Regions from separate parts of the Homo sapiens genome. Here all the other regions are linked to region 3. Evidence: chromatin contacts called from ENCODE Hi-C or POLR2A ChIA-PET data. All regions are on one chromosome and are shown on one strand. Each heading gives the region's core, a stretch centred on a gene start or an enhancer-like site at or near the end of the contact. The rest is flanking DNA. Distances are from core to core; before and after follow the strand shown.

The links. Hi-C counts contacts between places; a loop is a spot of excess contacts on that map. ChIA-PET counts read pairs that join two places held with the same protein, here RNA polymerase II (POLR2A). Pooled maps may share reads with other maps.
Region 1: a map of Caco-2 shows a loop between it and region 3 (5-fold over the local background). The contact joins the promoter of LINC00862 here to the enhancer-like site in region 3. A Hi-C loop is called at or near these places in 8 of 168 maps with a recorded cell type or tissue (Caco-2, Calu3, HepG2 and 5 more) and 3 of 50 pooled maps. POLR2A ChIA-PET finds 5 or more read pairs at or near these places in 16 of 52 experiments (A673, BJ, H1 and 12 more).
Region 2: a loop to region 3 is called in a map of Caco-2, with 4 times the contacts of the local background. The contact joins two enhancer-like sites. A Hi-C loop is called at or near these places in 2 of 168 maps with a recorded cell type or tissue (Caco-2 and PC-3) and 1 of 50 pooled maps. POLR2A ChIA-PET finds 5 or more read pairs at or near these places in 10 of 52 experiments (B cell, CD4-positive, alpha-beta T cell, Caco-2 and 7 more).

What each region holds. Positions count from the first base shown.
Region 1 is chr1:200,372,362-200,375,061 of GRCh38, forward strand. It overlaps LINC00862 (long intergenic non-protein coding RNA 862), which reads right to left and starts at 1,431. Exons shown (of 5, transcript NR_040064.1): 1 at 1,286-1,431; 2 at 732-808. RefSeq lists enhancers at 1-315, 1,712-2,700.
Region 2 is chr1:200,295,061-200,297,760 of GRCh38, forward strand. No RefSeq gene overlaps it. Among named protein-coding and RNA genes, the nearest start is that of LINC00862, 77 kb to the right of the region's middle. Within about 2 kb of position 1,316, at least 2 of the 41 ENCODE cell types and tissues checked have a DNase peak (open chromatin) inside an H3K27ac peak, as active enhancers do; they include PC-9, where a contact is called at or near this core.
Region 3 is chr1:200,336,608-200,339,307 of GRCh38, forward strand. No RefSeq gene overlaps it. Among named protein-coding and RNA genes, the nearest start is that of LINC00862, 36 kb to the right of the region's middle. Within about 2 kb of position 1,329, at least 4 of the 41 ENCODE cell types and tissues checked have a DNase peak (open chromatin) inside an H3K27ac peak, as active enhancers do; they include OCI-LY7, PC-9 and Panc1, where a contact is called at or near this core.

The sequences.
Region 1 (2,700 bases), core at 181-2,680, 36 kb after region 3:
CTCTTGCTAATCCCAGCAGAATTTTCTTCTTTACAGGGCTGTGCTTCTTTGAGGCCTCTGAGACTAGAATGTTAGTGTCCAAAGCTTTCTCTTTCAAAAGTAGTCAATAGTCAGAAATAAATGTTGGCCTGCAAGTTCAATCTTTTTCTTTTTTTTGAGACAGGGTCTCACTCAGTTGCCCAGGTTGGAGTGCAGTAGCACAATCATGGCTTACTGCAGCCTTGACCTCCTGGGCTCAAGCGATCCTCCTGCTTCAGCCTTCCAAATAGTTGGGACCACAGGCATACCCCACCACACCCAGCTAATTTTTAAAATTTTGTAGACATGATGGTCTCACTTTGTTGCCCAAGTTGGTCTCAAAGTCCTGAGTTCAAGGGATCCTCCCACCTTGGCCTCCCAAAGTGCTGAAATTACAGGTATGAGCCACCGCTTCTAGTCCATCTTCACTTTTTAAAAGGCATAGCTAAACTGCATTGATACAACCTAATGATCTCCCTAATTAATGTAACTTTGCTGGTAATTGTTTTTTTAGAGTCCTCTGTTTAAGATTGGGTTAAATTCAAATCAAATGGTACTGTTTAAACTGTTTGCTGTTTTTTGTGTTTGTTCCCCGTTAGTGCTATCTTGGACATGCTGAGCTTCTAACTGCCACAGGGCTGTTTTGCTACTACTGACCTTATAAAGCCAACAGTTAGTGACTGTGTATATAAGGATTTAAGAGATTATTTTACCAGAATAAGGTTGCTTTGTAGCCATCCGGTGTAAATGGTGTTTCTTTCCATTAACAAATTGAAGAGCTCTTAAGCACCTGAAATTAAATAACAGCTTAAAAAATAAATTAATATACAAAAAATTTAGGTTTACTGACAATATCAGATTATTTCCCATTAAAAAAAATCACCCAACTCTTTTTTCTGATGCCTTTCACGTGGGACTTCAAAAAGCTTTTCCAAATATTTTCACTATCTGTAGTTCTCATTCTAATTTTGTAAATTAAAAAAAAAAAAGAGCCAAATAACTGACCCAAAGTTATGCAGTCAGTTGGTAGTAAAAGCCAAATAAGAGCTCAAATTTAATCTAGTCGTTAGAATCTGCCACAGTGTCCTCTTCGCTAAGTTGTACTACTGCCTCATTTTATTTCCCTTAAAAAATAATTGTTTGCATATCAGTTAAACTGGTCACATTGAAATATAAAACACGCCAGTATTATCAAGAGGTCCTTTCTTAAAGCAACAAAATACAATCACCTTTGTGCTAAAAATAAGCTATAAAAATAATTGTGTACCTTATAAATTTATCTACAAGTTTTAGCCTTCATTATATTCATTAATTAAACTGCCATAAATCTTCCTTTCCTATTGCTAAGATATTCTTAAACTTGCATACAAAGCACCAAAATGCACATCAGCCACAACACACACAAATTCATCACTCAATCTCGGTCCATTACTCTTGCCAAGGTCAGTATAGAATATTCTTGAAATTTTCACTTGTAGAATGAATAGATGTTTTGTAAGGATTATCTATTCAGGCAGAAAAAAAGGGGGGAGGGGAAGAACACAAGAAACAATTAGCTATTCAACTGGTACTGAGCAAATTCCAAGTACGGAATCCTTTGTTTGTTTTTATCTTGTTTTTGTTTTTCTTACCTACCTTGGGACTCCAGTCCACGAGAAGAAATACATCTTGTGAGATTTTTGTACAGCCTTTCTACAAACCTCCGTAGAGAAGGAGACGTTGTTGTCAGTTTTGGCTTCCTTTTGCAGTCAGGGACTGGGACCCAGAGTTATCTATTTGCATTTCAACACCCTTCTTTTGTTTTCGGTCCCACAAGAGGCTCAACCAGTTCAAAAGCAGGTAAGGCAGTTAGATCATTGTAATGACCCTAGAAAACTCAAAGGAGAAAACTTTTGCAAACAATGTGGTTATTTTAGCAAAAAACTACTACTTATTTCATCAGTCAAGCCTACAGAGCTCAAGCTAGACCATCTTGTTAAAAATTTACCTTAGGTTGTTCTTAATTCTCTCTGTGCCCTAGAGAGAGAAGAATGATGGTGGAAAGCAGGGTTAGAGAACAGAGAGGAGGAGAGTTCTGCATCCAGAATCTCTTCTGAATAAACAAATATCGCTAAAATATCCAAATATTCACAGGAATTTACAGGTCACATTATTGCATTTGATTCTGAGAGCAACAGCCTCTGTCATTTCTGCTGAAGGAGCATTCCTATATAACTCTAACAAAATTAAGAGAAAAGAATACTTTCTAGGTGGAGAGAGTTGGAGAGGACGGGTAAAGGTGCAGCCATCCCAGTGTCTGAAGGACACTCAGACACAAATGCTGCTGGTGTATACTTCCTGTCACACCCACTCAGATGACTACATGGTCAAGATTCCAGAATGTGATCCCGACGACAGCTTTCTAAGCATTTAATATTCCAAGAGGCATCAGCAGATAAAAATGTGCAGAGTTGCAAATTTTTAATAGAAAAATCCCCCAGGGTCTATGTTGAAGGTCAGTGTTTGGGAAAAGGCTATATTATAATGGGGCTATGGAGTCACAGATTAGAGACGGAAGGGACCATAAGGTTCATTTCCTCAAGGTCCGTGGTTACACAGCTGGTTTGTGACAGGCTATGAGCTCTCTGGGGTCTCAATCTCACGCTCTTGAGCTTTTGGTTACCAAACCTGCTTAGATGAGAT
Region 2 (2,700 bases), core at 66-2,565, 42 kb before region 3:
TCATGTGCTTTGCAGCAACATGGATGGAGCTGGAGGCCATTATCCTAAGGGAATTAATGTGGGAACAAAAAATCAAGTACCACGTGTTCTCACTTCTAAGTGGGAGCTGAACATTGAGTACACATGGACATAAAGATGTGAACAATAGACACTGCAGACTACTAGAGGCGGGAGGGGTGGAAGGGTATGGGTTGAAAAGCCACCTATGGGGCCCTATGCTCACTGCCTGGGTGAGAGGATCCATACTTCAAACCTCAGCACCACATAATATACCCATGGAACAAGCCTGCACATGTACTCCCTGAATCTAATATAAAAGTTGAAATTACATAAATAAGTAAATAAAATAATCTTCAAAATAACAACATTAAAAATGTAATAATTTGACCACTAAATTAGAATTATTTGGACAGAGGTACAGTATAAGACATCTAAAACACTAGCTGTTTCTTGAGAATACTTATCTCATTGCTGGTGATTCATGTTTATTATTAACTAAGCAATAAAAAAATTAAATGCTTTTTATTTATTTATTTATTTATTTATTTTTCCTTGGGACAGAGTTTCACTCTGTCGCCCAGACTGGAGTGCAGTGGCCCAATCTCGGCTCACTGCAACCTCCACCTCCCAGGTTCAAGAGATTCTCCTGCCTCAGCCTCCCGAGTACCTGGGTCTACAGGTGTATGCCACCACACCCAGCTAATTTTTGTATTTTTAGAAGAGACTGGGTTTCACCATGTTGGCCAGGCTGGCCTTGAACTCCTGACCTCAGTTGATCCTCCAGCCTCAGCCTCCCAAAGTGCTGGGATTACAGGCATGAGCCACCATGCCCAGCCTAAAAGCATTTTATAATAATCTTTGTATTTGCAAGATGAAGAGAATATGTTAGATGGTGCCCTTAGTTTGGGCTGTGATAACAAATACCACAGACTGAGTGGTTTAAACAAAAATGTATTTATCCTAGTTCTGGAGGCTGGAAGTTTGAGATCAGAATGCCAGCACGGTTGAGTTCTTGGTGAAAGACCTCCTCCTGGTTTATAGACAGCTTCTTCCTGCATCCTCACATGGAGGAAAGAGAAATCATCTCTCTCTGTCTCTTCTTATATGAACACTAATCCCATTCATGAGGCCTCCCTCCCTTATGACCTAGTTATCTCCCAAAGGCCTGACCTCAAATACTACCACATTGGGAATTAAGATTTCCACATGTGCATTTTGAGAGGACACAAACATTCAGTCCATAGCAGACAGCAATGTTTTAAATTTTGCCATAGGCAAGTCCAGGACAGAACCTTTGGAATTTCAAACCTCCCTACTCCTGCTACTAATAACCATTCCCTACAGGCCTTGAGCTAAAAATATCCTCCACATTGGGTAAGCTGGAAGAAAAATAAATATTTACCCACCATGAATGACTCCTTTGCCTAATAAACACTGTGTCAAACTTGGTTGCTTTGTCAAGAGGCAGTAAAAAATAGGACTCCAGGTGAGGTGGCTCCCCTACCTATAAACTCAGCTACTCGAGAGGCTGAGGATGGAGGATGCTTTGAGCCCAGAAGTTCAGAGACCAGCTGGACAACATAGTGAGACCCGGTATCTTAAAAAAAGAAAAAAAGAACATTCCAGAACATTTGAGCCATGAAGACACCAGCACAACAAATATTTAGTATCACCATGAAGTCAGTCATTTACAATTTAAAGCTATTCTGTCCTCAAGAGACAGGAAAATTGAAGCTAAAGGGATGCTAAAAGATGGCAGGGAATGTAAATATGCCACCTTAAAAGGGTGAGCTCTGCCGACCAAGGACCAAGAGATCAAACTGGGAGATGGTTCATTTGTCCCTAAAGCCAGTTTAATTTCAGCAATTAACAAAACAGTATTTCATAAAACGAACACAACAGTTTAGTATCAACAATTAATATCAACAATTAAAACCTAGATATCCTATTTCACAACCTTTAAAATTGGCAACTCAAGCTGAGAGCAGGGGCATGAGCCTGTAGCCTCAGCTGAGGCAAGAGGGTTGCTTGAGCCCAGGAGTTTGAGACCAGCCTGGGAAGCATAGTGAGACCCCACCTCTTAAAAAAAAAAATGGTAACTCAACTTCTGGCACATATTAACTAATAACTTTTCTAGTTTGGCCTTTGCCATGGTTTTTTTGTTTTTGTTTTTGTTTCTGTTTTTTGAGATGGAGTCTCGCTCTGTCACCCAGGCTGGAGTGCAGTGGTGCAGTCTCGGCTCACCGCAACCTCCACCTCCTGGGTTCAAGTGATTCTCCTGCCTCAGCCTCCCAAGTAGCTGGGACTACAGATGTGTGCCACCACGCCTGGCTAATTTTTTTGTATTTTTAGTAGAGACGGGGTTTCACCGTGTTAGCCAGGATGGTCTCGATCTCCTGACCTCGTGATCCGCCTGCCTCGGCCTCCTGAAGTGCTGGGATTACAGGCATGAGCCACTGCACCCGGCCTGCCATGTTTTTTTGTTTTTTTTTTTTGTTTTTTTTTTTTAGGGCTAAAGACTAAAACTGTTCCCATAAAGCCTTTTCTCTGTCAGAACCTGCAGTTCTACCATTCATTCAGCTGCTCAAGCCCCCGACCCATTGAGCTCAATGACACCAGCAAGTCCTGCAGCTTTTGTCTCCCAAACACCAAATTTCATCTAACAACAGGCCACGGATTGTTAGATGCACCATTGTCACT
Region 3 (2,700 bases), core at 79-2,578:
GTTTACATAACCACAGCCCAGGGCTACAATTCCCACATCTTAGTCACATAAATATGTGTTTCGTTTATCATTAGAAAATAAACATGCTTTATATTCTGAGGTCTAACTTAATGGTTTGAACAATATGTAAAAGACTAAACAAACTAAAATATGTGAAACATTAACACTTGAGAAAGGTTTACATGGTCCCAGTTTACTTCCACTTTTACTGAGACATCACTGCTGAATAATTGAAAGGCTCTCAAAAAACTCCAATCTAATTTTGTGTTATTAATCTGAACATCTTTCCTAACAAAGTTCTTTCATCACTGGAAATATGGCAACCCTTTTCCCTTCCTAGCCTAGAAGCAGCAATGAATTGACACAAGACACAGACTGCTCTGAAATCACAAACGTGTTTGGGATTTCTTAAGCTAAAAGGAAAAGGGAAAGGGAAAGGCTTAAAGCAGCATTGCCCAAAAGGAGTTCCCTGGAACACCCAGAACACCAGTCCCCTGAGATAGCCATTGACACATGGCCGAGGTCTGATAATTGCCATCCATAGTTTGTCCCTCTTGGAGGGTCACAGAAGTTCACACAGTTAAGATCCTGCTTACCCTTGTTTAACTCTACATCCCCATACTTATTTGACCCCTCCTTTTTTCTAGTAACATGATTAACATTCCACAGGCACCTCGGGCATTGCTGGTTGGGTCAGTTCTGTTAAATTTATGACCTGGTATTTTGGACAATCATTGAGTCGATCCTGAGAACCAACCTGGTTTGTCAGATGTCAAGATGTTTTGATGTTTTGTCAAGATGTTTGATCTTGCAAAGTCATGATAACCCCACACCAGCAGAAAGAACAAGTGTCAGTCTTTTTTGTCCCTCATCCAGTTTCTTTCCGGCCTGTTAGCACTTCCAAGTCCCTTTGGTAGTAAATGTTCTTTCTGAGATGCAGGGTGTCTGGTCTGACAGTGACTACCAATTTCCTCTTTGGTATCTACCTGAGGGAGTTGCCAAAACTGCCATTACAAAAAAAGGAAGGCACCCCTATTTTCCACCCACACTGCTTTCCTGTCATAGAATATGCAGATATGCCTGATCCGTCACCATACTTAAGAGCTCCATCTCTGGAGTCACACTGCCTGGGTTCAAATTCCAGGCTTCACTGCTTCACAGATGTTACACTGGGCAAATTGCTTTGCCCCTCTGAGCCACAGTTTTTTCATCTGTAACACAGGAGAACAATAAAAGTACCCACCTTTTAAAGAAAAGATTAAAAATGACAATGCTTGTGCTGGGCACCTAACAAATATTTACAGCTATTATTTCTCATTCCTCTGACCCCCTTCATAGCTAATGTAGTTTTAACAGCTAGGACAGAGGACAGAGGAAATGGAAACCATAGGGGAAGAGGAAGAAGGGTGTCTGCGGATGTTTTAGCTATATTTACACTGTGAGATGCAGAAGACAGAGAGACAAAAGCAGAGATCAGAGCTTCAAGGCCCAGAAAAGTAACAGGTGAGTCCCAGACTGAAAAAGAAAAACCTGATCTAAAAGAACAGGCCTCCATTTATGAGACCCTGCCTAGCGCTTCGATATTCATCATGCCAAAAGCTTGGGTTCAAGCCCCATGGGATGTATGTGGCTTCTTTCTATTCAACAGCCCCCATATGTCACCTTAACAAAGGTACGGAGCTGGTGGGTTAACACAAATTCAGTCACCATCACTGGGGCCACATTCCCCCGATTCCCTGACACACCTCCCCAACTATGGGAGGGCAAACAGAGCTGAGTCCCTTGATCTATTTGGTAGAAGAAGTGGATGCTCAATAAATATTTGTTGAATAAATAAGTGTCTGAATGAAAGACAATCAGGTAAGTACATGAATAACTGAGGGTGAATAGCAGAGTGATTATTAGTTTTCAAGCAATTTCTATTTATCTTTTAGGACAAGGATGGGCAAACTTTTTCTGTAAAGAGCCACATAGTGAATATTTTAAGCTTTGTGGTTCCTATGATCTCTGTTGCAATTACCCAACTCTGCACTGTAGTTTGAAAGCAGACATAGACAATATGTCAATGAATGGACACAGTTGTGTTTCATTAAAAGTTTACATACGTACACAGAAATCTGAAGTTTGCATAATTTTCATGTCATAAATTCTTCTTTTTTTTCCCTACCCGTTTAAGAATGTAAAAATCTTTTGGCTCACAAGTCATATAAAAACAGGTGACAGGCAGAGGTGACCCTTGAGCTATAGTTTGCGGGATCCTGTTTTAGAAAATAAGTAAGACTGGACGCGGTGGCTCACGCCTGTAATCCCAGCACTTTGGGAGGCCGAGGGAAGTGGATCATCTGAGGTCAGGAGTTCCAGACCAACCTAACCAACATGGAGAAACCCTCTCTCTACTAAAAATACAAAATTAGACGGGCATGGTGGCGCATGCCTGTAATCCTAGCTACTTGGGAGGCTGAGGCAGGAGAATCGCTTGAACTCAGGAGGCAGATGTTGCAGTGAGCCGAGATCACGCCATTGCACTCCAGCCTGGGCAACAAGAGCGAAACTCCGTCTCAAAAAAAAAAAAAAAAAGAAAATGATAAATAGATGAGGAGGTAGGGAGACAACAAAATATTTATTGAGCATCTACTGTGTGCCAATGACCGTGCTAAGTGCTGCTGAGAATGTAGCAGGGAAGACAAACAGGCCGAGTCC